Linked DNA regions of Homo sapiens: all the other regions are linked to region 7. A link is a contact called in ENCODE Hi-C or POLR2A ChIA-PET data. All regions are on one chromosome and are shown on one strand. Each heading gives the region's core, a stretch centred on a gene start or an enhancer-like site at or near the end of the contact. The rest is flanking DNA. Distances are from core to core; before and after follow the strand shown. Region 1 overlaps GIGYF2 (GRB10 interacting GYF protein 2). Region 2 holds the start of UGT1A5 (UDP glucuronosyltransferase family 1 member A5). Region 3 holds the start of SNORC (secondary ossification center associated regulator of chondrocyte maturation). Region 4 overlaps NGEF (neuronal guanine nucleotide exchange factor). Region 5 holds the start of UGT1A6 (UDP glucuronosyltransferase family 1 member A6). Region 6 overlaps GIGYF2 (GRB10 interacting GYF protein 2). Region 7 holds the start of ATG16L1 (autophagy related 16 like 1).

The links. Hi-C counts contacts between places; a loop is a spot of excess contacts on that map. ChIA-PET counts read pairs that join two places held with the same protein, here RNA polymerase II (POLR2A). Pooled maps may share reads with other maps.
Region 1: a map of CD8-positive, alpha-beta T cell shows a loop between it and region 7 (5-fold over the local background). The contact joins the enhancer-like site here to the promoter of ATG16L1 in region 7. A Hi-C loop is called at or near these places in 11 of 168 maps with a recorded cell type or tissue (CD14-positive monocyte, CD8-positive, alpha-beta T cell, PC-9 and 8 more), 4 of 37 single-sample maps with no recorded cell type and 20 of 50 pooled maps. POLR2A ChIA-PET finds 5 or more read pairs at or near these places in 6 of 52 experiments (HEK293, T-cell, activated CD4-positive, alpha-beta T cell and 2 more).
Region 2: a map of dorsolateral prefrontal cortex shows a loop between it and region 7 (6-fold over the local background). The contact joins the promoter of UGT1A5 here to the promoter of ATG16L1 in region 7. A Hi-C loop is called at or near these places in 2 of 168 maps with a recorded cell type or tissue (dorsolateral prefrontal cortex and naive thymus-derived CD4-positive, alpha-beta T cell) and 7 of 50 pooled maps. POLR2A ChIA-PET finds 5 or more read pairs at or near these places in 1 of 52 experiments (BJ).
Region 3: a loop to region 7 is called in a map of dorsolateral prefrontal cortex, with 3 times the contacts of the local background. The contact joins the promoter of SNORC here to the promoter of ATG16L1 in region 7. A Hi-C loop is called at or near these places in 4 of 168 maps with a recorded cell type or tissue (PC-3, dorsolateral prefrontal cortex, endothelial cell of umbilical vein and 1 more), 6 of 37 single-sample maps with no recorded cell type and 10 of 50 pooled maps. POLR2A ChIA-PET finds 5 or more read pairs at or near these places in 2 of 52 experiments (PC-9 and activated T-cell).
Region 4: a loop to region 7 is called in a pooled map, with 3 times the contacts of the local background. The contact joins the enhancer-like site here to the promoter of ATG16L1 in region 7. A Hi-C loop is called at or near these places in 3 of 37 single-sample maps with no recorded cell type and 3 of 50 pooled maps. POLR2A ChIA-PET finds 5 or more read pairs at or near these places in 1 of 52 experiments (activated naive CD4-positive, alpha-beta T cell).
Region 5: a loop to region 7 is called in a map of PC-9, with 4 times the contacts of the local background. The contact joins the promoter of UGT1A6 here to the promoter of ATG16L1 in region 7. A Hi-C loop is called at or near these places in 1 of 168 maps with a recorded cell type or tissue (PC-9). POLR2A ChIA-PET finds 5 or more read pairs at or near these places in 1 of 52 experiments (BJ).
Region 6: a pooled map shows a loop between it and region 7 (4-fold over the local background). The contact joins the enhancer-like site here to the promoter of ATG16L1 in region 7. A Hi-C loop is called at or near these places in 4 of 37 single-sample maps with no recorded cell type and 6 of 50 pooled maps. POLR2A ChIA-PET finds 5 or more read pairs at or near these places in 2 of 52 experiments (OCI-LY7 and activated naive CD4-positive, alpha-beta T cell).

Annotation. Positions count from the first base shown.
Region 1 is chr2:232,836,792-232,840,132 of GRCh38, forward strand. It overlaps GIGYF2 (GRB10 interacting GYF protein 2), which reads left to right. Exons shown (of 29, transcript NM_001103146.3): 23 at 3,058-3,180. Among named protein-coding and RNA genes, the nearest start is that of SNORC, 32 kb to the right of the region's middle. Within about 2 kb of position 1,945, at least 16 of the 41 ENCODE cell types and tissues checked have a DNase peak (open chromatin) inside an H3K27ac peak, as active enhancers do; they include CD14-positive monocyte, CD8-positive, alpha-beta T cell and PC-9, where a contact is called at or near this core.
Region 2 is chr2:233,711,530-233,715,212 of GRCh38, forward strand. It overlaps UGT1A5 (UDP glucuronosyltransferase family 1 member A5), which reads left to right and starts at 1,378. Exons shown (of 5, transcript NM_019078.2): 1 at 1,378-2,329. The coding sequence starts at 1,463. The region is part of intron 1 of UGT1A8 (UDP glucuronosyltransferase family 1 member A8); the gene reads left to right. All of the region lies in intron 1 of UGT1A10 (UDP glucuronosyltransferase family 1 member A10), which reads left to right. The region is part of intron 1 of UGT1A9 (UDP glucuronosyltransferase family 1 member A9); the gene reads left to right. It also overlaps UGT1A7, UGT1A6 and UGT1A. RefSeq lists enhancers at 1,081-1,581, 1,582-2,082.
Region 3 is chr2:232,868,458-232,872,034 of GRCh38, forward strand. SNORC (secondary ossification center associated regulator of chondrocyte maturation) reads left to right here and starts at 1,807. Exons shown (of 3, transcript NM_001394206.1): 1 at 1,807-1,957. The coding sequence starts at 1,885.
Region 4 is chr2:232,954,423-232,957,970 of GRCh38, forward strand. The region is part of intron 3 of NGEF (neuronal guanine nucleotide exchange factor); the gene reads right to left. Among named protein-coding and RNA genes, the nearest start is that of NGEF, 57 kb to the right of the region's middle. Within about 2 kb of position 1,554, at least 3 of the 41 ENCODE cell types and tissues checked have a DNase peak (open chromatin) inside an H3K27ac peak, as active enhancers do.
Region 5 is chr2:233,691,640-233,695,168 of GRCh38, forward strand. It overlaps UGT1A6 (UDP glucuronosyltransferase family 1 member A6), which reads left to right and starts at 1,251. Exons shown (of 5, transcript NM_001072.4): 1 at 1,251-2,226. The coding sequence starts at 1,366. The region is part of intron 1 of UGT1A8 (UDP glucuronosyltransferase family 1 member A8); the gene reads left to right. The region is part of intron 1 of UGT1A10 (UDP glucuronosyltransferase family 1 member A10); the gene reads left to right. All of the region lies in intron 1 of UGT1A9 (UDP glucuronosyltransferase family 1 member A9), which reads left to right. It also overlaps UGT1A7 and UGT1A. RefSeq lists an enhancer at 1-603.
Region 6 is chr2:232,778,425-232,781,593 of GRCh38, forward strand. All of the region lies in intron 8 of GIGYF2 (GRB10 interacting GYF protein 2), which reads left to right. Among named protein-coding and RNA genes, the nearest start is that of KCNJ13, 3.4 kb to the left of the region's middle. RefSeq lists a silencer at 1,595-1,889. Within about 2 kb of position 1,732, at least 4 of the 41 ENCODE cell types and tissues checked have a DNase peak (open chromatin) inside an H3K27ac peak, as active enhancers do.
Region 7 is chr2:233,250,390-233,253,586 of GRCh38, forward strand. It overlaps ATG16L1 (autophagy related 16 like 1), which reads left to right and starts at 1,284. Exons shown (of 18, transcript NM_030803.7): 1 at 1,284-1,553. The coding sequence starts at 1,439. RefSeq lists an enhancer at 872-1,571.

The sequences.
Region 1 (3,341 bases), core at 695-3,194, 410 kb before region 7:
CTTTTATCCCAACTTCTACTGTTTCTGAAAACACCATTAGGCTTGAACTCATCCACTGTCTGTTGCAAATAAAGTCAGTTCCTTTGGGAAGAAACCTGGAGCTTTCTGTTTTCTACCTGTTTCCTACACCACTACCCTCAGACAAAAATCTCTCAGTCAGCTCTGGAAGTGGGCACAGTGGTCTGCTTTCCTCTAACATTTGCTGAAGGGTGGGCAGAATAGTAGCCTCAGGTATTCTTGGCTTGCCTCTCCTGATGGCTTGGCCCGGCCAGCTGCATTGGTGATCACGACCCTAGTGTTGGTGTTGCTGTGGTCAAGTTTCCATCCTATGAGTGGGGCTGGGCACAAGAAGAGAGCCTCCACATCTGTTGCACTTGTTTGGAACTTAGCATTTGTCACAGGTGACTGCCATCAGGGTGAGACACACCGATGTGCTTTTCCCAGGAAGAAAGCCTGCTGACTGATGGCTGAGGGGAGAAGGGAAGCCGTGTCTTGACTGTACCAGTCTAGAGTGGAGTTTCTGTCTCATTAAGCTGGGAGGAGAGAAGGAGAGTAGGTCTTGGTTTAAGTATCACCAACTCTTGCTGTTCTTACTGAGTTTTAGCAAATATTCTTGAATAAACTTTTTTTCATTTGCTGTATGCCCTTAGGAGTATTTCCAGAGACTTTATTTATTTTTTTGAGACAGGGTCTGGCTCTGTCGCCCAGGCTGGAGTGCAGTGACACGATCTCAGCTCACTGCAACCTCCGCCTCCTGAGTTCAAGCGATCCTCCTGGCCTCAGCCTCCTAAGTAGCTGGATTAAAGGTGTGCGTCACCACACCCAGCTACTTTTTTTTTTTATTTTTAGTAGAAATGGGATTTTGCCATGTTGGCCAGGCTGATGTCAAACTCCTGACCTCAAGTGATCCGCCTGCCTCGGCCTCCCAAAGTGCTGGGATTACAGGTGTGGGGCCCTGCTGCCAGCCAGAGAGTTTAAATGATTATTTTAAAAATGATCTTCACCAGTTTTGCCAGGGAGCAGGTCCACGCAGCTCCTCATGCTGTCATTCCGACAGTGAAACAGTTATTTCTTAAAGCAAAACCAGTGTTGAAATGTAAGGTAGCAATGTCAGCGCAGAACAAGAAGAGTATAGTTTTAAAAATCAATGAAGGACATTAGGCATTCGGGGGTCCCTATTTGCTTTTGATTTGTCAAAAGTTTGTTCTGAGAAGCATGATTGACACACTGCAGTTCTCCTGAGTGGGCATTATAGGGTGGGCTGGTAAGTGTCATGAGGCAATGTTGAAAGAGCTCTGGGATATTATTTCCGATGTACAAAGAAGACTTAAGGAAAATGAAAGCTATCAGCAGACATAAGTCTATATAAGGAAGACTTAACTTTGGTCTGTAGAACAGACCTATGAAATATAGAGTATATATTTTGTGTGTATATATACCTAGAGAAAGAGCGTGTGTATGTATATGTATATGTGTGTATGTGTGTGTGCATGTGTATATATATATATACACGCATATGTATGTGTGTGTATATAGAGAGAAATAGGGAGTCAGGCCAGGGAGGAGAGAGAAAATAAATATATTTTGGCACAGCAATAGGAAGATTCTCAGAGGTGCCCGTGAGGATAGATGGCCATTTCTGGAGGCACTGCCTCTATTCCCAGTGCTGGCTGAGTTCTGCTGAAGCGGGCTTGAAAGATTGTTTCCTGATTACCATGGGGTGACACATCTACTGTGATTTTAGACAACATCAGTGGTTACTGGCTGCATCAGAATGATTAAAATATGCTGATTCTCCTGCCTTCCCTTCTGATCTTCTGATTGATTAGGTGTGGTGGAGCCAGGGCCTCTACATTTTTATAGGTCCCTTCAGGTTATGCTGCCAGTTTGAGATCTACTGCCTTACTTGATCTTGATAGTGCCTTCAAATGAGTCATTTCCTGTGGAGACAAAGTTAATTTTTGCTCAGTTTTGCCTCTCAACACCTCCCTCCCCCAGTCTTTGTTAACTTCCCTCTGCACCCCTCCCCCACCCCAGGGCAGGTGCATTTTGAGAGAAATGCCCTATTGTCTGTCATATTGGCTAAAAAATGTTAAGAGTTGATTATGTTCAGTAGTGTTGAAGACATTCATTTGAAGAGTTGTTTGGCAGTATCAGTGATGGTTTAAACTGTTTATACCTTTTATCCTATCAATATCCACTGTTATAGATTTCTGCTGTAGGTCCATTCTTTTGGGGACTGTTTGGCATTTTATTTGTTTTGATCTATGTTCATGTATTATTTTTATTAAATACATTTTTTAAGTCTGGTTAGGTTTCTTTTTTATTGTGTTCGCTTGTTTGATGCCTCAGTATTAAAAGTGTGTCTTTTTCTGGCCAGGAAGAGCAAGGGGTTCTCTGAGAATAATCAGGCTTTGAGAATATTGAAATATTCAGGACCTAGATATTTATACTCTATTTTAGTCAATAATCTTAAGGGATGGGAAAAATAAAATTATTGATTAAAAGCAGCTTAATGCTCATGACTAGAAGCTACAGCCTGGTTAACAGTGGCTCCCTTTCATAAAGGCTGATCAAGAACTATGCCAGCATCTCTCATGAGATGAGAAATCTCATGGTGCTACCCTCAGAAATCGTGTCCTTAACACTTTCACTGGACAGCAGCATATCATGTCCTTTGTTGCTTTCGTCAATTAAAAAATCCTTAAGCCAATTTAGTGATTCTTTTGTTTACTCCTCTTTATGGTTGTATATTGCTGTTTATGTCAGTACCAGATGTAACAAATTTGTTGTCACCAAGAGGTAGATGAAATGTAAGTGTGTATGTGTATTATAAGTTGTTTTAAAATAAACTTAGGTTTGGAGCAGTGACAAAAACTTAAGCAAAAGAAGCTGAGAGGATAGTAAGTAAAAGCAATGAAGAAGGAAATTTGAATTGAATGTGGTAAATGGAGTTGAGAGAAATGCATTTGTTCTGGGTATACATAATGCATTATTGCTTCTTTGTTTCCTGTCCACATTTCCTCATGAACTTTCTGGCCTTCCCTTTTTTGTTAGCTTCCTTCTTCTTCAACGTGGGGCCAGCAGTCCAATACAACAGCATGTCAGTCCCAGGCCACGCTGTCGTTGGCTGAAATCCAAAAACTAGAGGAAGAACGAGAACGGCAGCTTCGAGAAGAGGTAAAATTTTAAAGTAAAAGGGATCTAGTCAAGCGATGTTCCAGAATATCTAGCATGCATTATGGGTTAGTGGTTACTGAGGACAATTACTGTCAGAATTGTTGTGTGTCTGAATTGGACGTTCATTATTAAACTTCAGCCCATAATTTGGTTACCCTAGC
Region 2 (3,683 bases), core at 128-2,627, 460 kb after region 7:
CCGGGAATCATCCTCCCCTGGAGAGTTCCCAAAGCCCTTGCAGGCCTGCCTTCTCTGTGCCTTCCTGCCTGCGCCCTCTGGTGGACAGCTCCATTCGCTGCCTGTCCCATGGGTTCTGTCCAAAGGTGGAATCTATTATCAATGTGGATTTCTAATGGGGGTAACTTCCTCCCTAAGGGAAGCCTCAGCTTCACCAGCAATGGCAGACACGGCCAGGCATGTAGACACAGAGGAAGTGAGATAGAAAGTGTGCACAGCCCAGAGAGCCTGCCCACATCATCCTGGGGCGACCAGGACAAGGAGGCGTCAGCAATCTTGCCAAGCACAAGTATGAGTGACTTTCTGGAGCAGGACGAGTCTCATGGGCGTGAGACCATTGTGAGTGCTCAGGGTCTCTCCATTAGAAAGGCACACGTTTAATTCTCCATTTTGAAATTTGAACTAGAGCCCCCACAAATTATTCTGTTCTGGAGGAACCATTCTTATCAGAACTTGGTGCTGGATTGACTTGGAAAAAAGCCTGACCATAATCTTCAGGATGAAATAAAGGCCTGGATGAATGGACACTTCAGTCTCTAAGCAGACTTGCAGAAGACTGGAGCCTTCAGCATTCAGAAGAGGAATTCAGACTGTGCAAGATCTGAGGCCAGGCTCCAGCTCCCCCGGTCCCTTGGTGAGCAGGAGCTCCCTGAACCCACCATGGGTCTTTGCTAGGGTTGTCTTGCACATGTGTGCTTTAGACAGCAGCACCTCTTCTTCCATGGTGTAGATGGAGAATCCTCAACAAAGCCTTTCCAAGAATCTGATCATCACATCTTGAGCTCAGCCTCCCTGCAGCTTTTTTTATATTGACAGCCACTTCAGAGAGAGTCCTCTTTGAGCTTTACAAGAAATATCCTGGTGTGAAAAACGACCAAAACCAGATAGCCAGCCTCCCCACTCCCTGTTTAAAGAAAGCTGGCTTAGCAATGTTGTCTGCATTTTGGATGTGCTGTGTTACCCATATGTGGGAAGAAAGAGTATTAAGAGTTAGCAAATAGGGTCACATCCAGCAGAGACCATATGGTTGGGGACTAGGGCAATGGTGACTCCTCAGACCTCAGCTGCAGCCTGATAAACGTGGTTAAGAGAGAAGTAGGAGACAGTGACATGAAATGGGGGTTCACAGCCTTGTGTTGGGAATTGAATGAGAAACAAGAGCTTGAACTTGGATGTTCCCCAGAGCGAGCGCAAGGTCAGATGAGTTTTTCAAGATAGGAGTGATCGGTCTTTCCCAGGGTGGGGCCCATAATGCAAGACAATTATAGATTAACGGGTAATAAGTAACTGGAGGAGGGCACTCTGTCTTCAATTACATGTTGATTTGCTAGGTGTCTCAGTGACAAGGTAATTAAGACGAAGGAAACAATTCTAGGAGGCACAACGTGGGGTGGACAGTCAGCTGTCGGTGGCTTCTGCTGAGATGGCCACAGGACTCCAGGTTCCCCTGCCGCAGCTGGCCACAGGACTGCTGCTTCTCCTCAGTGTCCAGCCCTGGGCTGAGAGTGGGAAGGTGCTGGTGGTGCCCACTGATGGCAGCCACTGGCTCAGCATGCGGGAGGCCTTGCGGGACCTCCATGCGAGAGGCCACCAGGTGGTGGTCCTCACCCTGGAGGTGAATATGTACATCAAAGAAGAGAACTTTTTCACCCTGACAACGTATGCCATTTCATGGACCCAGGACGAATTTGATCGCCTTTTGCTGGGTCACACTCAATCGTTCTTTGAAACAGAACATCTTCTGATGAAATTTTCTAGAAGAATGGCAATTATGAACAATATGTCTTTGATCATACATAGGTCTTGTGTGGAGCTACTGCATAATGAGGCCCTGATCAGGCACCTGCATGCTACTTCCTTTGATGTGGTTCTAACAGACCCCTTTCACCTCTGCGCGGCGGTGCTGGCTAAGTACCTGTCGATTCCTGCTGTGTTTTTCTTGAGGAACATTCCATGTGATTTAGACTTTAAGGGCACACAGTGTCCAAACCCTTCCTCCTATATTCCTAGATTACTAACGACCAATTCAGACCACATGACATTCCTGCAAAGGGTCAAGAACATGCTCTACCCTCTGGCCCTGTCCTACCTTTGCCATGCTGTTTCTGCTCCTTATGCAAGCCTTGCCTCTGAGCTTTTTCAGAGAGAGGTGTCAGTGGTGGATCTTGTCAGCCATGCATCTGTGTGGCTGTTCCGAGGGGACTTTGTGATGGATTACCCCAGGCCGATCATGCCCAACATGGTCTTCATTGGGGGCATCAACTGTGCCAACGGGAAGCCACTATCTCAGGTCTGTATTGGTGCCTTTATCCAATCAATGTTCCAGGCAAAACACTTTTTAAAAAATGTATTTACTTACAAGTGCTTCCATATCTACTTATCTTTCCAAAGATTTCATTTCTGCTTCTCATTGTTGTAATAGTCTTCAGTGAGATAAACTTTTAAAGGGTCAATGGTAGTGCAGTTCAGGGTTTCAATGGCCACTGAGAGGAAGGAGAGGCAGGGACGAGGATCTGTCAAAGGATGGGCAAGAGTGGTGTGACTCACGGAGACTGTTCGTTTGTAAAAGCACCATCTTCATGGCTGTGGATGTGCTTCAGCTGGGCAGGAGCAGGGACACTACACTGAGAACTGATCCATCCAATCTTGCTGGCAAGATTTTCAGTAGAAAGGAGGAAGGAATAGAAATTTACAATTGTTGACGTGACAATTTTTAGTGGTCCCATCTTGCAAAAGATAGAGAGGTGACCACAGGAGACCTAAGCACTCAGAGGAAGTAGAGGTTTCAAAGAAGTTGACTCAGTTCAGTGGAATTGGGCCAATGTAGGTGCAATGGATGTCTGTGATCAGAGAATGAAACACAGAGTTCAGTTTCCAGAGAGGGAGTGTTGGATTGTAATAGGAGAATGTTTCTTGTGAAGACACTACTTAAAAAAAATTCTTACTAGGTTAACTTCATGGTCTAATACCGAAGTGTCCAATAGAAATATCATGTAAACCACATACATAATTTAAACTTTTCTAGTGGGCATGTTAAACACCAGCAAAAAGAAACCACTAAAATTAATGTGAATAATGCATTTTATTTAACCAGATGTATCCCAAATATTATCCTTTCAACATGTGAACTGTTTAACGTAGCTTTTTTTGTTGTTAAGTCTTCAAAATCTAGCATATATTTGACACTTACAGTATATCTCAATTTGGAATAGCCACATTTCAAGTGCTCAATATTCATATGTAGTTAGTGACAACAATATGGTGAATGTTTATAAATATTCCATGGATAAAACTAAAATTCTATCTTTTAAATTTTTCTATCTTTTGAGATGGAGTCTTGCTCTGTCACCCAGTCTGGAGTGCAGTGGTGGGATCTTGGCTCATTGCAACCTCCACCTCCCAGGTTCAACTGATTCTCCTGCCTCAGCCTCCCAAGTAGCTGGAACTACAGGCGCATGGCACCACATCCAGCTAATTTTCTTTTTTTTTGTATTTTTTATGGAGATGGAGTTTCATCATATTGGCCAGGCTGATCTCAAATGCCTGATCTCAAGTGATTCACTCACCTCAGCCTGCCAAAGTGCTGGAATTACAGGCGCGAGCCACCACACCTAGGCAATTTTTCTATCTTTTAAAAGACCCTC
Region 3 (3,577 bases), core at 557-3,056, 380 kb before region 7:
TGGCCTCTGCTACTTTAGAATCACATTATTTCCTCTGAAATCAGTGATCCCATCATCAACTCTGGCCTACAAAAAACAGCCACAACCTATCTTTTTAAAGTTGCCGGTCTTCACTAATGCATCTCGCAGTGTCTTGGTGAATAGTGTGTACTATGGGACCTACTGAGAACTTAGTGTGGTCGCCAAAGATAAATCCACCCCAACATTCCTTTCTTACTAAGCCATTGGTATCCCCTTCTTCATTAAGTTAGGCTTCTCAATCTCATAGCATCCAGGCTTTTACTGAGCCTAGGTTTTGGTCAGCCAGCCAAACAGAGCTGCTCCTAGATGCTTAGGTTGAAACATTAAATTCAGACTTCACTAAGCACACCCCTGTCTAGAATGTGGCCGGATCTAATGTCATACTCACATCTTGCCTATTTAGTCTGACACCTTAGAATTCATTCCCACACCATGTTTCTATTAATATAAATTAGCAAAATTCGTATCTTACTAACTTGATACTAATTTATTGCTAGCATAAATTAACAGTAGTTTTTAGTTTGTGCTTATTTCCTCCTAAGTCAGACTTTGTGCTTGCTCTCCCTAGGAATGCTGATACCTGATTCTAGTTATGGATATGGAGGCAAGGAGAAGTTGTTAGGGTAGGTACAAGGTAATTTCATATAAATACGCATGCTAAAAAGAAATTTGAAGTGATGGGGGGATTGAGGGGCTGACTTATCAAGCTGAGGCTTGAATGGAAGGGGTGGCCACATAATCACCACAGGACTGCCTTCTGGGAGGAGAGGGGAACATGCAAAGGCCTGAGGCAGGATCTGGGGGTTTGTTGGGGGAGCCTAGTCACGGCCAGTGGACTGAAACATAGAGCTCGTGGGTGGGAAGCTGAGCAGGGCCGAGGCAAGCCCTTAGCGCGGTGGGAAACCATCAAGGTGTGAAGTAGGGGGCGCTGACAGAACTCTGAGGGCTCAGACGTGGGAAGTGAGGGAAAGAGACACCTTTGATGACTTCATTGTGTGGCTAGAACATCTGGGAGCGGGGAACTGGGATTCCACTGACTGAGTGAGGGAAGGGGCAGTAGAGTCAAGGTTTGCTTTGGACACTGTAAGTTGTAGCCGCTCGTGAGATACCCTGCGGGGCTGTTGAGAAGCAGTGGGCAGTGGGGCTAAGTTCTGAGCCAGGCCCAGCCTGGAAATGGATGTCATAAGTGCACAGGGGTCTAGGGAGGCAGAGAGCGAAAGAGGAAACAGGAGCGTTTTAGGAAAGACTAGAGCTGCCTGAGGGTTTGGATCAAAACTGCTTTAAAAGTCCTTCTTCAACAAGCACTGAGCACCTACTCCGGGCCAGGCATGGAGAACCCAGAGGTGAGCAGAGTCCGTCCTGCACTCAGTGCTGCCTGCTTCAGGCCAAATTTCCCCAAGCCCAGGCCACAGGCACTAACATGCAGATTCCCTGGGCTACCCAAGCCCCACTGAAACACAGTGGCCAGAGGCAGCAGCATGTTTCAAGTTCCCTGGGTGATTCTTTTGCACAAGAAAGCTTGAAAACCTTTCATTTTCAGTGGTCCAGGAGTAAATGTGGGAGGTGTGTGTGTGTTGCGGGGTGGAGAAAGAGAGAGAGCACAGGCAATTTCCTCTTTCCCTCTCCAAGAGCGGGGCTGCTCCCAGGTTCAGGAAAGCAGGTCTGTTCTGTGAGCTCTTGTGTGTGTGTGTTGGTGGGGGGAGCGGGGGGGTGGGGAGGTGCGGGCACGATGTCCCAGGAGGACAGAGTTTGCATTGATGAAAACCCTTCCCAGCCCTTTGATGCCTCTTTCTCACTGCCCTGAAGTTAACCAGCGCAGTCCTCCGTGCGTCCCGCCCGCCGCTGCCCTCACTCCCGGCCAGGATGGCATCCTGTCTGGCCCTGCGCATGGCGCTGCTGCTGGTCTCCGGGGTTCTGGCCCCTGCGGTGCTCACAGGTAAGAGGTGAAGGCCCTTGTCTCAGCCACCACTAGCCTCCCAGGGCCGATAACTACCTTGGGGCCAGATTCTTCAACGTTCACTGGGGAGGAAGCCCTCTCACAGGAGATGGGATGACTATTTGGGGTGATTCTGCGAAGAGCTCTTGTGAGGCCGGCTGGCAGCAGCTGTGTGGGATGGACGTCTCAGGAAATTGTTAGCAGGAGGGATAATGGCCTCTGGAGAAGGAGGACAACTTGGGGGGCAGGCCCAGGGATGTTTTGCTGTTGAGGGGGACATGGGTATTGCTCTAGCACTTTAAAATCTGAAGTCTCCCAGGTCTGGGAGGCAGCTGGGGCACCAGGCACAGGACAAGCAGCTGAGGGGCCAGAGGAGTGCAGAGCCTTGCTGATTACTTTGAAAAGCTTCCCTGCTGGTTTCTGCGACGTCCTTAGAGAATGAGGACCCAGGTACTGTCCCCATCTGGGAAAAGGCTCCAGAGAGGGAGAGAATACAAGGCCCAAGATCCCTCTGCAAAACGGTGTGGACCTCTGGACTGAGATCAGAGTGGCGGAGTCTGGGGTCCCACGAGAGGGAGGCCTCTGGCAGGCTCCCAAGGGCCCTGTGGAGAGGGGAAGACTGGCCCAGGCTGGCTTCAGAGCCTGAGAGACAAAGGGCGCAGACGGGTTACAGGTGGTCTTTGCTCCTTTTGGCCGGGAGTTGGACCAAAGGGCAGCTGGCTTCTGTGTCACAGTAGCGGGGTTCAGGGACCCTGCAGCCTGGGTCTTCTGGAGGGCGCCCGTGGATCTGTGAGAAAGGTGGACCGCAGTCATGAGAGCATGGCCTGGGGAGAGCTTCTGGGGGACGACAGGCCTGGGGAGGCCCCCTCGGCCACACCCTGGGAGGTCTGGGTGACAGCGAGGAGCACCGGAGACTATTGGCTTCTCCCTGGACGCCCAGGAAGAAGCTTGAGGCCAGGGTGTGCTCAGTCTTGACCGGGCGGTTTCTTAACCTCTCTGTGCCTTCTCGTCATCTGTAGGATGGTGACACAGCCACGCTCTGCCTCACTTGCAGGGGTCTGTGAGGCCTCGTGAGTTCAGACGTGCGGAGCTTTTGGGATGGGCCCCACATCCAGTTAGCGCGAATGTGGATTCTGTGGTCCGAGCCCCTCCCTGGCACAGGGTGGTCTCAACAGAACTCTACTTCCTCCCGCAAGCTGGGAGGGCGCCAGCCTCCCTTGTGGTGGAAGAGGCGCCAGCCTAGGCGAGCCATGCGGTGTTCCCAGGATGGGGGGAAGGGACTTAAAGGGGAAGGTGGCATCTTCCATGGCTTGGATCCTGGGGCTGTGATCTTTGCAGCCCCCTCACTGGGAAGAAGCTGCTTCTCCAGCCTGGTGGTCCGTGTGGGCCGAAGGGGAGGCCCTGGCTCCTGCCTGCTGGGCCTGGGCTGCCTGTGGCTCCTGCCCAGGTTCCTACTCCTGTGTGGCTGACCCTCCTGGCCCAGGCTGCCGGCCAGAGTTCCCAGGCCAGACTGTCCCTAATCATTGTAGGCGGGTGGGCTTCCTCTGCCACCACAGGATGCCTTGGGGACAGCCAGGACCTCACCTGGCCTCACTGCCCCACTTCCCTCCATGTGTCCTA
Region 4 (3,548 bases), core at 304-2,803, 300 kb before region 7:
GGAGCTTAAGAGAGGAGTTCCAGCCGGGCGCAGTGGCTCACACCTGTAATCCCAGCATTTTGGGAGGCTGAGGCAGGCGGATCGTGAAATCAGGAGATCGAGACCATCCTGGCTAACACGGTGAAACGCCGTCTCTACTAAAAATACAAAAAATTAGCCAGGCGTGGTGGCAGGTGCCTGTAGTCCCAGCTACTCGGGAGGCTGAGGCAGGACAATGGAGTGAACCTGGGAGGCAGAGCTTGCAGTGAGCCGAGATCACGCCACTGCACTCCAGCCTGGGTGATAGAGCGAGACTCCGTCTCAAAAGAAAAAAAAAAAAAAGAGAGGAGCTCCTAATGCCATCTGAGGCAGGAAGCATGAAGGAAGGGTGGCAGGTTGAGGAAGGCTTTGCAGAAGAAGCTAAATGAGAACTGAAGGATGAATAGAAACTATCCAGGCACCAGTGTGGGTGGGGGAACAGCAGGTGCAAAGGGCCTGTGGTGAGGACACTTTCCAACCATCGAGACATAGTAACAGGTCACGCACGTTGGGGGCCGATCACTGTTCTCAGCACTTTACGGATAACAGCTTACTTTTTCTTCGTAATACGCCTATTCATATTCTAACTCTCCCCAACTTAAGATGAGGACACTGAGGCAGAGAAAGCCGAAATAACCTGCCTAAGGTCAAGTCTGGGAGTCTCCCTCCAGAGCTTGCAGTCTTTTTTCCTTCAAGATATTAATTGTTTTTTACATTTTAAAAGAATACTGAAAATTGCAAGTAAAGTACAGTACAAATAACTTTTTAGAAACTTTTCCTGAGCCGTTGGAGGGTCAGCTGCCGACCTGACATCCCATCATCCCCAAATACTTCAGTGTGTATTTTCTAGACCAAGACTAGCTCCTATATAACCCAAACACAACCATCAAAACCAGGAAGTCAGCTTTGAAATAGTATCACCAATGACCCTCAGACTCCATTCAGCTTTTTGCTATTGTCTGCTATGATGTCCTTTAGAGTAAAAAGACCCAGTCTAGGATCATCATGGCAGCCTGCTGATCAGCTCTTTGCTGTCCTTAAACTGGGAGCAGTTCTTCAGTCTTTGCTTGTTTTTGTTTGTTGGCTGGTTGGTTTGTTTTTGAGACAGAATCTCGCTCTGTTGCCCAGGCTGGAGTGCAGTGGTGCGATCTCACCGCAGCCTCCACCTTCTGAGTTCAAGCAATTCTTGTGCCTCAGCCTCCCGAGTAGCTGGGATTACAGGCATGTGCCACCACATCTGGCTAATTTTTGTACTTGTAGTAGAGACGGGGTTTCACCATGTTGGCCAGGCTGGTCCTGAACTCCTGACCTCAAGTGATCCACTCGCCTCGGCCTCCCACAGTGCTGGGATTATAGGCGTGAGCCACCAAGCAGGACCTTTGCTTGGTTTTGTGACTCTGACACTCGTGAAGATTTCAGACCAATATATTTTGCAGAATGTTTCTCAATTGGGACTTCTCTGGTGTTTTCTAATATTAGATGAAGGGTTTGCATCTTGGGCTGGCTACCTTGTTAGTTTGGCGTGTTTTTGAATTTTGCAGAAATGAAACTGTATTGTACATATCCTTCCTCAATCTCCCCCAAACGTGACTGCAGTTTAGCATGTGCTTGTATGTGCTGGACCCTGTCTACTGTGTTTGCTGGTTTCAGACGCCGCTCCTTTCCTTGTAAATATGAGGTAATTGAGGCTTGAGGAGAGCAAAGATTTATTTACCCGAGGCCACATGCTGCTATAAAGAGGATCCAGGGCTCAACCACTCTGAGTGGTTGTCCCTGAAGGGACCTGGCTGGGCCCTGCTAAGGTCAGAACAGGTGGGGTTTTGAGAGAATTTGAGAGAAACAAGCTTATGGGTCCATCAGTCCCTGCTTTCACCACCTCCCCAGAGCCAGCCCATAAGGTAAACATCTTACATTAAGAATTCAAAAGAATTAGAAAAAGATTTGGCTGCAATATAAGATTGTGACTAACAGAAGAAACAGTTAACTAATATTATCCATAAAGTATTGATAGAACCAATAAAATAGGAGTTTAAGAACCAGAATTAGGCTGGGCACAGTGGCTCACACCTGTAATCCCAGCACTTTGGGAGGCCGAGGTGGGCGGATACCTGAGGTCAGGAGTTCGAGACCAGCCTGGCCAACATGGCGAAACTCCGTCTCTACTAAAAATACGAAAAGTAGCTGGGGATGATGGCAGGTGCCTGTAATCCCAGCTACTTGGGAGGCTGAGGCAGGAGAATTGCTCAATCGCTCAAACCCAGGAGGTGGAGGTTGCAGTGAGCTGAGATGCTGAGATTGTGCCACTGCACTCCAGTCTGGGCGACAGAGCAAGACTCCATCTAAAAAAAAAAAAAAAAAAAAAAAAAAATTAGGTTACTGAAAAGTTACAGTTATAAACAGTCAAGTAAACAAAATAAAAGCGCATAAGAAGGACAATGGCTAAAAAGAAATAGGAAATAAAACAGTAAATCCAAGACCAACCCTGCCCCAGAAGCTTAGGAATTTAAATAGGAAGATAAAAAGAGAATTAAAGGGGGAAAAAAGATTTGGCATTAAGAATTAAAGCCAGAAGTGCTGAATTTTAATAGTGGTAATTATGATAAAGCTAAAACACAAAGGGAGAACATTTAAAAGGTGATTAAAATAGAAAATAAGAAGGAAGGTAAAAGGGCAAAGTAAGGAAGATTGAAAATTAAAAGAATAAGTACGATAAGCTAGAATAACCAAAATAAGGCAAAATAAATCTAAATGGGCAATTTAACAAGGGAGAAGATGTCAAGAGTTTAAAAACTAAAGATGTAATTACAGGTAGAGAAAATCCACAGTTCAAGCTCAGGCCCCCAGAGCCTGTTGTTGCTGTTATTATTATTATTACTACTACTAATAATTATTATTATTTTGAGATGGAGTCTCACTCTGTCTCCCAGGCTGGGGTGCAGTGGCGCAATCTGGACTCACTGCAACCTCTGCCTCCCAGGTTCAAACAATTCTCCTGCCTCAGCCTCCCAAGTAGCTGGGATTACAGGCACCCGCCACCACACCAGGCTAATTTTTGTATTTTTAGTAGAGACAGAGTTTTGCCATGTTAGCCAGGGTGGTCTTGAACTCCTGACCTCAGGTGATCTGCCCGCCTCGGTCTCCCAAAGTGCTGGGATTACAGGTGTCAGCAACCATGCCCAGCTCAGTTATTACTAATATTAATGTTAAATGTGAAAGTAGTCATAAGTCCCAGAGACAGTCCATGTGATCCCATAAGATCTGAGTCACATGCAAGTTTCTGCACCTGTCTGGTCACCTCTGGGTGTGGGCCTCTGCCCAGGAGGGGAGGGAGAGCTGGGACTGTGTCCTCCTCCAGTGTCACACCTAGAACCACCTGCCCTGCAGCCCAGTCATCTCTCCATGGAGAGGTGTGGGATATGCCCCTTCAACTTCTCAAAGGGGAAAAACATTTAGAACTGCTGAAAATAAGATAGAGCTGTCAAAAGTATATGAAATTAGCTGCATAAACTGTGAAACATAAGTCACAGTTA
Region 5 (3,529 bases), core at 1-2,500, 440 kb after region 7:
GGCCAGTGTGACCCTCCCTTTCTGGGCCTCAGTTGAGAAACCTGAAGCTCAGGAGAGGAGTCACTCCCCTGGCAGATGGGTGGCTGGGCCAGAAGCAGATACCAGGCTTTCTGACTCCTGCTCTAGGATTCTCACCACGTACTGGCTAGACTTATACTTCTCAAATCTTAATTTCCTAAAGGCAAGTAACAGTTTGAATGTTGTTATATTGTGATGTATAATAAGAAATATATGTTTGTCTTTGTTTCCTGGACACAGCTCCTGAAACCATAAGTGGTGGGAGCGATAAACGTGAACAAAGAATCTTTTGTTATTCAAAACAGATCCCTTTCGATCACACCTAAGTTTATGTAAAGGAGATGTAAAGTCTCTAAGGATGAGGGCTAGTTGCCAGGGAACAAAACCCTTGCGATTAGAGGGAAGAAAGGAGAGAGAGATTGAAGATTGATTTGATCACCGATGGGCAACAATCTAATCAATCATGCCTACTATGTATGGAAGCCTACATAAAAACTCAGAAGGGCAGGGTTCAGAGAGCTTTCAGGTTGCTGAAGGTGTGGAGGGTGGGGCACCCAGAGATGGCAGATGGGGCTCCATGGCCATACCCCCATATCTTGTTCTTTGTACTTTTTCCTCTGGCTATTCATCCGTATTGTTTGCAATATCCTTTGTAATAAACCAAACCTAGTAAATAAACTGTTTTCTTCAGTTCTGTGAGCCATTCTAGCAAATGATTGACTCCAAGAAAGAGGGTGTGTGAACCTCTGATTTTTGCCAAGTCAGACAGAAGTTGTGGGTAACCTGGGGACCTACTACTTGCAATTGGTGTCTGAAGTGAGGGCAGTCTTGTAGGACTGAGCCCTTAACCTGTGGGGTCCGTGCTAACTCAGAATTCAGTTCAGAATGGAATTGAATTGTAGGATACCCAGCTGGTGTTAGAGAATAGGTCCGTGTGCAAGAAAAATTCCCGCACATCATGGACATAACAGACAACGTCAATGATGAGGAATCCAGCAAGTTCGGGATAGAGAATTGGCAGGGGGTCCTCAGGGGTCTCTCCAAGTCATCTTCAAAGTGTTGCTATAACTTTTCAGAGAGGGAGAAGCAGACTTGTGGAGCTGAAGAGAAACACCCAGAAGCTCAGGTGAAAGCTGACACGGCCATAGTTGGTTCATATTAACCATGTGATTAAAATGGTTAAATATTAATTTGGGTTCTTACATATCAAAGGGTAAAATTCAGAGCAAGGGAGAGGTAGACAGGACCTGTGAAAAGCAGTGGTTAGTTTAGGGAAAATACCTAGGAGCCCTGTGATTTGGAGAGTGAAAACTCTTTATTACCGTTGTTACTTTAACTCTTTCCAGGATGGCCTGCCTCCTTCGCTCATTTCAGAGAATTTCTGCAGGGGTTTTCTTCTTAGCACTTTGGGGCATGGTTGTAGGTGACAAGCTGCTGGTGGTCCCTCAGGACGGAAGCCACTGGCTTAGTATGAAGGATATAGTTGAGGTTCTCAGTGACCGGGGTCATGAGATTGTAGTGGTGGTGCCTGAAGTTAATTTGCTTTTGAAAGAATCCAAATACTACACAAGAAAAATCTATCCAGTGCCGTATGACCAAGAAGAGCTGAAGAACCGTTACCAATCATTTGGAAACAATCACTTTGCTGAGCGATCATTCCTAACTGCTCCTCAGACAGAGTACAGGAATAACATGATTGTTATTGGCCTGTACTTCATCAACTGCCAGAGCCTCCTGCAGGACAGGGACACCCTGAACTTCTTTAAGGAGAGCAAGTTTGATGCTCTTTTCACAGACCCAGCCTTACCCTGTGGGGTGATCCTGGCTGAGTATTTGGGCCTACCATCTGTGTACCTCTTCAGGGGTTTTCCGTGTTCCCTGGAGCATACATTCAGCAGAAGCCCAGACCCTGTGTCCTACATTCCCAGGTGCTACACAAAGTTTTCAGACCACATGACTTTTTCCCAACGAGTGGCCAACTTCCTTGTTAATTTGTTGGAGCCCTATCTATTTTATTGTCTGTTTTCAAAGTATGAAGAACTCGCATCAGCTGTCCTCAAGAGAGATGTGGATATAATCACCTTATATCAGAAGGTCTCTGTTTGGCTGTTAAGATATGACTTTGTGCTTGAATATCCTAGGCCGGTCATGCCCAACATGGTCTTCATTGGAGGTATCAACTGTAAGAAGAGGAAAGACTTGTCTCAGGTTGGTGGGTTTATTTCTTTTGGACTGCCTTGTTTCTTCCAGGCTCTGTCCTCCCTCACTCATTTGGCTCCTTGAGCCGACTGTCCCTTGGAGGATTTCCTGGAGAAACGGTGGGGGGAAGTGATACCCGGCTCGGAGCAGCGGGAACACATAGGAGACCTGAGGCTGAAGTGATACAGAGGCATTCGGATGAAGACAGGGCTCATGCTTGGCAAGAGTAGGAGATTTGCTTAGTTGGATAATCTGGGACAGTCACATACTCATTGAATGAGCCTTAGAAATGTCCCAGTTCAAACAGAGGTGAAGGCTTGACTAAGGGAACAGGTCCAGGTTAAAATCCATTTTCCCAACTCTGTCCCATGCTTTGTCTCTGGACCTTGAGCCAGGGACCAGCGAACTACAGCCTGTGAGCCCAATCTGCCCAAAGGCCTGTTTTTTGTTTTTTTTTTTCCTTTTATGTTGAGACCTGTTTTTATATGGCCCAGAGCTAAGAATGGTTTTTGTAGTTTTAAAACAATTTAACAATGAAGAATATGTGCCACAGAAGTATTTGGTCTGCAAAGCCTACACATTTACTGACTGGCCTTTTCAGCAAAAGGGGTATGGCCTCTGACCTAAGACAAGTGTTTACAGATGCCCTCCTGACATGTAGGAAAAGGGCCCAGAGTTACTTTGGAAAATAAAAATCTGTGAGTTTTAAATTTCAATGTAAATATTTACAACTTTGAAGGGCTTCAGGCAACTCCCTCTATCTTTTATGCCTCAATTTTCTTTTCCAGTTCCTTTTTTATCAGAGAGAAAGCCTCAAACAGGTCCCAAAGACCCTTACCTCTCTTCTTTACACCTGCTGATTTCTCTGTTAACAATTTGAACAGTTGGCAGTAGCCACTGTGAAAAGGCAAGGGTGAGGGGATGGGGATAACTGAAATGGTTCCAGGGATTCTGGGGCATGAAATAAAAACATAGAATGTCAGGATTCTTTTAATTGGGACATAATATAGTTGTACACATTTGGGGGGTTCATGTGATATTTTGATACACGTATACAATGTGCGATGATCAAATCAGGGTAATTGAGATATCCATCACCTTGAACATTTATTCCTTCCTTATGTTGGGAACATTCCCATTCTTCATTTCTAGCTATTTTGAACTGCAGTATACATTCTTGTTAACCATAGTCACCCTACTGTGCTATCGCACTTTGGACTTACTCATTCTATCTAATGGTGTTTTTGTGCCCATTAACCAACCCTTTTCTTTTCTTTTTTTTTTTTTTGAGACAGAGTCTCACTCTGTCATC
Region 6 (3,169 bases), core at 482-2,981, 470 kb before region 7:
CTATAAACAGTGATTCCTACTGCTGTGAATATTGTAGACCAGCTCTGAAGTGCCCACTTAGGAGCATAGCTCTCCCATTACAATAGCCTGAGCATTTAAAGTCATTTCTGGTTGAAGTTACCAGGTTAGCTGGTGTAGGGGAGAGAGAAGACCTTCTCTCTTCCTTTTGAAGGTTTGATAATTGAGTCTATAATATAAAGCAACAGTAGGTAGACTTAACAGAAGAAAAACAGTTTACATCCTTATGCACAAGAGTCCCACAAAACATGAGACTTGAGGAAGGACCAGATGATTGAAGTTCTTATAGCATTGGAATAGGGATGTGGAGGTCCTGGGGGAAGGTATTGACAAGCTGTGGGAAAATGAGGGGAGGAAATGTATGATGAACAAAAGTTGTCTAGTTATTGAGATAAAGTCTTTCAGGTATTGAAAATTAACTTGAGGAAGAACGCTACTAGACCTTTTAATCTCTTATGTGATAAGGTTAATCTTCCCTGATTGATGAAATTCTAGGGAGGGGACAAAGGAATTTTTTGAGATAAGGGGGCATCAGAGAAGGCCCCTCCCTGTGCTTGCTGTTCCCTAAGTTCTCTCAGTTTGCAGTAATGAGCATACCAAAGCAGTATATTTTGGGGTGGTGTTTCCTGGGGCTCCTTCACTGAGATGACACGGATATTGGCACAGATGATATGCCACCTTCACCCAGAAACTCATGGTCCTTCCCATCTAGACAATTTGTTATTTCTGTTGTAGCTGTTTCACAGTAAGGTAATTGGAGATGGCTCTAAAACATTTCTTCGGTGAATGAACATAAATGGTAAATACCTGTTCATAGATTGATGGATTGTGTCTCCAAAATTATAATGATTAAATTAAACAAGGTACCAAGACCTGGTTAATTATCCTGTATTAAATCTAGTCCTCTGTCCCTAAAGGCATTTGATTTTCTTTCTGACTGAAATAATTCACTATATATCTATAAATGTATCACATTTTTCTTGAGAACAGTAAAATCTTCAGTTGGAGTGCGATTTCTGGCCTATGTAAGTAGGTAATCTCACAGCTTTAAAACGTTAGCTCTGGTCTCCATGTTCTTGCTTACATAGTGTACTTGGCTTTCTTTTGAAGATGCCTAGTCTCTTTCCATTTCCACATGTCCAAGCCAACTACGAATTGCCTTCCCACAGATTTCAGGCAGCCTCTGGGTATGTACCAGCAGACAGCTGAGCATGAGGGCTGTAGGGTTGTGGTACATATTCAGATGGCCTGAGGACCTTTTTCAGAGATTCTGATACACTGCAGTTTCTCCAGTCTCTGCTGTTTTTTCAGGACTCTTGTTAACCAGCTGAGCAGGTTATTTATTCCTCAGGGAGAAAGTCGTAACTCTCTGGGTACAGAAGTTAAACTGCTCTGTCCTAGCCACCCTGAGTTTTGTTTATAAGTAATTGTAGGGGAGAGGGGTGGTAAATATCAACACTTGAGTGGGATGCCCTTTCACCATTTTCTTTGGTGTTAGATTTTTTTTTGGTGTTGATCAGATAATATATATCTGAACAGAGTAATACAAAGTCACTCCTTAAAAAATTTGCACATAAACAAGCTTCAAAGTCTGTCCCATAATTCCACTTTTGCTTGTGGAGCTTGTGGAGATTGGGCACTTGTAAGCTCCAAGTCTCACAGCTGTAGATTTTGTTGGCTGAGTGCCTCTTTGCTCCATCTGAAGTTTTCCATAAACACTATTTTTGGCCGTGGGTCAAACATGCACACAGGTGCCCTTTTACTGCTCTTTCTCCTTAGGAAGTCCACTCAGTTAGACCAGGCAAAAACTAACACTGCATTTTAATTTAATTTAATTTTTAGATGAATCCTATTTGGACTTAATAAACTAAGATTGAAACAACCAAGTATTTATTGCCACTGGGGAAATTGTATATGTAGTACGTATGTATTTTAGCACCTTTACATAATTTGCTTTTAACGTAAGGACATAAAATATATCGTTTTCCTCATAGTCATGTTTGCTATATTGAATGGAAAAAAATACATTTAAAATTTGTGTTTCTTTGCCTTTTGAGGGTCACAGACACCTTTAAAATTCTGACGAAAGCTGTAGACCCTTTTCCCTGAAAGAAGAAGAAAGCATGCCAGCACAAAGTGCATGTCCAGTGCAAGGATTCACAGCCCTGAGCTCATTCATTGACTGTAGATTAAGAATATTTGGTTCAGGCATGAGTTTGTAAATAATTCAATAAGGTTTACTTTAAAATCATCTTGTTTGTAAATCTGTTAAGATTTTAAAAGTAAGTCAACTGAAATACAGTATTTGGTTAGTCAACTTTGTCATGGTGCTGACGTTACAGAAGGAGGAAGCCTTTGATTTTGAATGCTGAGAAGGGCCATGTAACTGTCTCTCACTCATTTTAGTCTCCGTTGCTATGAATTGTTGGAATTTTTAGACGTGAAGGGAACTTAGATGTCATCTTCTAAACTGCCCATGAATGACTTTAATATTTATTATTTATTTATGTTTATTTTATTATTATTATTTTTGGAGACGGAGTCTTGCTGTGTTGCCCAGGCTGGAGTGCAGTGGCACAATCTCGGCTCACTGCAACCTCCACCTCCCGGGTTCAAGTGATTCTCCTGCCTCAGCCTCCTGAGTAGCTGGGACTACAGGCGCACACTACCAGGCCAGGCTAATTTTTAGTACTTTTAGTAGAAACGGGGTTTTGTCATGTTGGCCAGGCTGGTCTCGAACTCCTGACCTCAGGTGATCTGCCCGCCTCGGCCTCTGAAAGTGCTGGGATTATAGGCATGAGCCAACATGCCTGACCTGTTATTTATTTTAAATTATATCAGGAATACACACACACACACACACACACACACACACACACAACTTATAAAGATAATGGTCTCCTTGGCACTCCCACCCACCCACCCATCCAAATTTACACAAGTAAATCTGTAATCAATTTGGTTAGAAGGGATTTATTTTAATATTTTTGGGGATTGCTTAGATGCAGTATAATTTTTAGTTATATTAGTAGTAATTGGAAATGTGTATTTTTGTGACTGAAGTCACCTTCTAAATAATTTCTAGAATAAAATTTTTATATTGAAGAAGTTGGTCTTAACCATTTTTTTTTCAGGAGCATGCATTTTGAAA
Region 7 (3,197 bases), core at 34-2,533:
GAGCTCCAGCAACTCTATTACAGAACTGGGTTTTCCATTCTACTGAGCTTGTTCACAGACACAACTTTCTCAGGAGCCAGTGTGTCTTCATCTCCCCCTTTCAACATCTACAGCCTCAGATTACCTTCTAAGGCTCCATTTATTGTCAGGCCACAATTTCTAGGATTCTAACAATGAAGACAAACTCTGATACACAATTCACATCTTTCTTAGCTCCCGTTTCCAGTTCTCTTCTCCATTGCAAACAAAAACAAAAACCCCAAACAAACCACAAAACCTGTTTCCAAGTTCAGTGGGACACTCTTCCCAACGCACCCTGACTTCAGGTATGTAAGAGTTAAGAAACAAGAAAGAAACACGAAAAGCAGCTTAACAATCAAAGACAGGTTTATTTTGGAGAATAAACCTGAGAGGGGCTTCTTGTCGATTTTGGTCAGGAGCGTTTTCTCTTACACACTAAGGGTGTTTAAGGGTTTACGAAGCGGTGAGCTTATTGCAGGTTCGTAATGTTTCTGTATGAGGGAAAGTTTATTGCAGGGTTGGAAAGTCTCTGGCCGGAGGGGAGGCTATCTCTGGGTTGGCATGTTTCTGGTTGGAAGTGGGTTTATCTTAGGGTTGGAATGTTTCTGGTTATGCTGACATTAGCCATTAGGCTGATGTTTTTGGGTTGGATTTAGGCAGTTTCTTAATCAAGGGGAACTTAAAATGGTGGCAGTTGTCCAAGATGGCAATGCTCCTGCTGTCAGGGTAGGCCTTGGGAAGACACCAGGTGTCTTTGTAAACTTAGGTTTCCCCTGTACCAAGCACAGTGCTGACTGCATTACATGGGTTTTTCTTTTTACTATTCGTGACAACCTTCTGAGGTAGGTATCATTACTGTCCCCATTTACAGATGAGACAACTGAGGCTTAGGTAGGCTGTCACTCATCCACAGCCACAGAGCTACTATGGAGGGAACCCCATTTGTTCCTAAACTGCGATTAAAAATAAAAGTGGGGGGAGACAGGCCAAGAAAAAAAACACGAAAAGGGTTGAAAAGCAGCAAAAGAAAAGTAAGCAGTCAGGCGGAAACGGCCCCTTTCCTGCCTCCTTCCCGCCCGGCGCTGGGCCTTGCGCAGGGCCCGGACGCCCCCAAGCGGCCACCTCTCTGCAGCTGACGCTTCCGGCTACAGGCTGGCGTCACTAGCGAGCGCCCTGCGTAGGCACCGGCTCCTGAGCCCGTGCTTCGGGTGAGGGGGCGGGTCTTCCGGCCCTCTCGAAAATCATTTCCGGCATGAGCCGGAAGACCGTCCCGGATGGCCTCGGGGACTGCCAGTGTGTGGAGGTGAGCTCCGGGATTGCCGGCATTCCCGCTTCTGCTGGTTGCTTCATGCTGCAGGCTGCGGCCGTCAGCCCTCGCTCGCATTGGTGGCGCTGAGGTGCCGGGGCAGCAAGTGACATGTCGTCGGGCCTCCGCGCCGCTGACTTCCCCCGCTGGAAGCGCCACATCTCGGAGCAACTGAGGCGCCGGGACCGGCTGCAGAGACAGGCGTTCGAGGAGATCATCCTGCAGTGTGAGCGGCGCCGGTGCGGGCTGGGAGTGGGGCGGGCGGGCCCCGCGGAGGCATGCGGGGCGTCAGCGGGAACCTGAGGCCGAGTCCCTGGCGCCGCCCGCACGCATGGCGGCCGCCCCGGGTAACCCGCGCTTGGGACGCCGCACGCCTTTTAAATGTTTTTTCTAACCTGCGTTTTATCTTTGGAGGATTTTCCCTATTAAATTGTACGATCTTTGTGGGGAGGCACAGTTCGTGTTTGTATTTGTAAATCCCAGTAGCTCATACAATGCTTATGCACTTAAATAGGTCCCAGAAACATCCCATCTATGGGGTCATGTTAATGAAACGGTCGTTGACTTTCAGTCGCAGAATTAACATTGCCTTCTCAATGCACTGGAACGGGTGGCCTTTGATTCCTCAAACTTACTTCCCTTACTCCACCTTGGTGGTTTTTTTTGCGGGGAAACGGGATAGGGGATCAGGGTCTTGCTGTGTCGCCGAGCCTGGAGTGCAGTGGCGGAGATCACGGCTCACTGCAGTCTCAAACTCCCAGGATCAAGTGATCCTCCCACCTAAGCCTCCCGAGTAGCTGGGATTACAGACGCGCTTCACCACGGTCGGCTAATTTTTTTAAAAAAAAATTTTTTGGAACGAGGTCTCACTGTGTTTCCCAGGCTGGTCTCCAACTCCTGCGCTCAAACGATCTTCCCACCTCGGCCTCCCAAAGTGCTGGGATTATAGGCGTGAGCCACCGAGCCCGGCCCCACCTTGGTGTTAATATCGTAATATCTTTTAGGCGGGACAGAACCTTTACTGTTACTGAAATCTTCAGTATGAAAGAGGTGGTTTTCTTTCCCCTTACTGCTTGCAGCTTAAGGGTACAAAAATGTTTGTACCTTTACCTAAATTATAATGGTCCTAAGGTGGTTCCATCTGCGTCTGAAAGTAAACCTGACGACTTTCTCAAGTTATGCTGTTGATGATATTCAGAATAATAATTGCTACCTTATATTGCATTCTGATTGTGCAAAATCAGTAGTTCTCAAACTTAGCTCCACATTAGAATCACCTATGGATCTTTAAAAAATTACAAATCCCAAGCCACACCCCAGACCAACTAAATCACAAGTATCACAGTACACAAGTATCAGTGTGTGTGTGTTTGTGTTTGTGTGAGATTAAGCCTAGAACTGCATGCCAAGTTATCAGTGTTTTTTGATGCTTCCCAAATGACTACTGTGCAGACAAATTTTAGTACTGTGGTAAGTATTTGCATGTGTTATTTTATCTTTCCCAAAATTCTGTGTATGAAGCAGGAACTGTTATTGCCATTTTCACACATGGAACTGAGGCCAAGAGAGATTAGGTAACTTCTGAGGTTGCACAGCAGGTTAATGGTGAGACTGGGTTTTTTTGTTTTTTTTTTTTTTTTTTTTTGGAGACAGAGTCTTGCTCTGTCACCTAGGCTGGAGTGCAAGTGGCGTGATCTCAGCTCACTGCAACCTCCACCTCCCAGGTTCAAGAGATCCTCCTGCCTCAGCCTCCCTAGTAGCTGGAACTATAGGCAAGCACCGCCACGCCCAGCTAATTTTTGTATTTTTAGTAGAGACAGGGTTTCACCATGTTGGCCAGGCGGATCTTGAACTTCTGACCTCAGGTGAT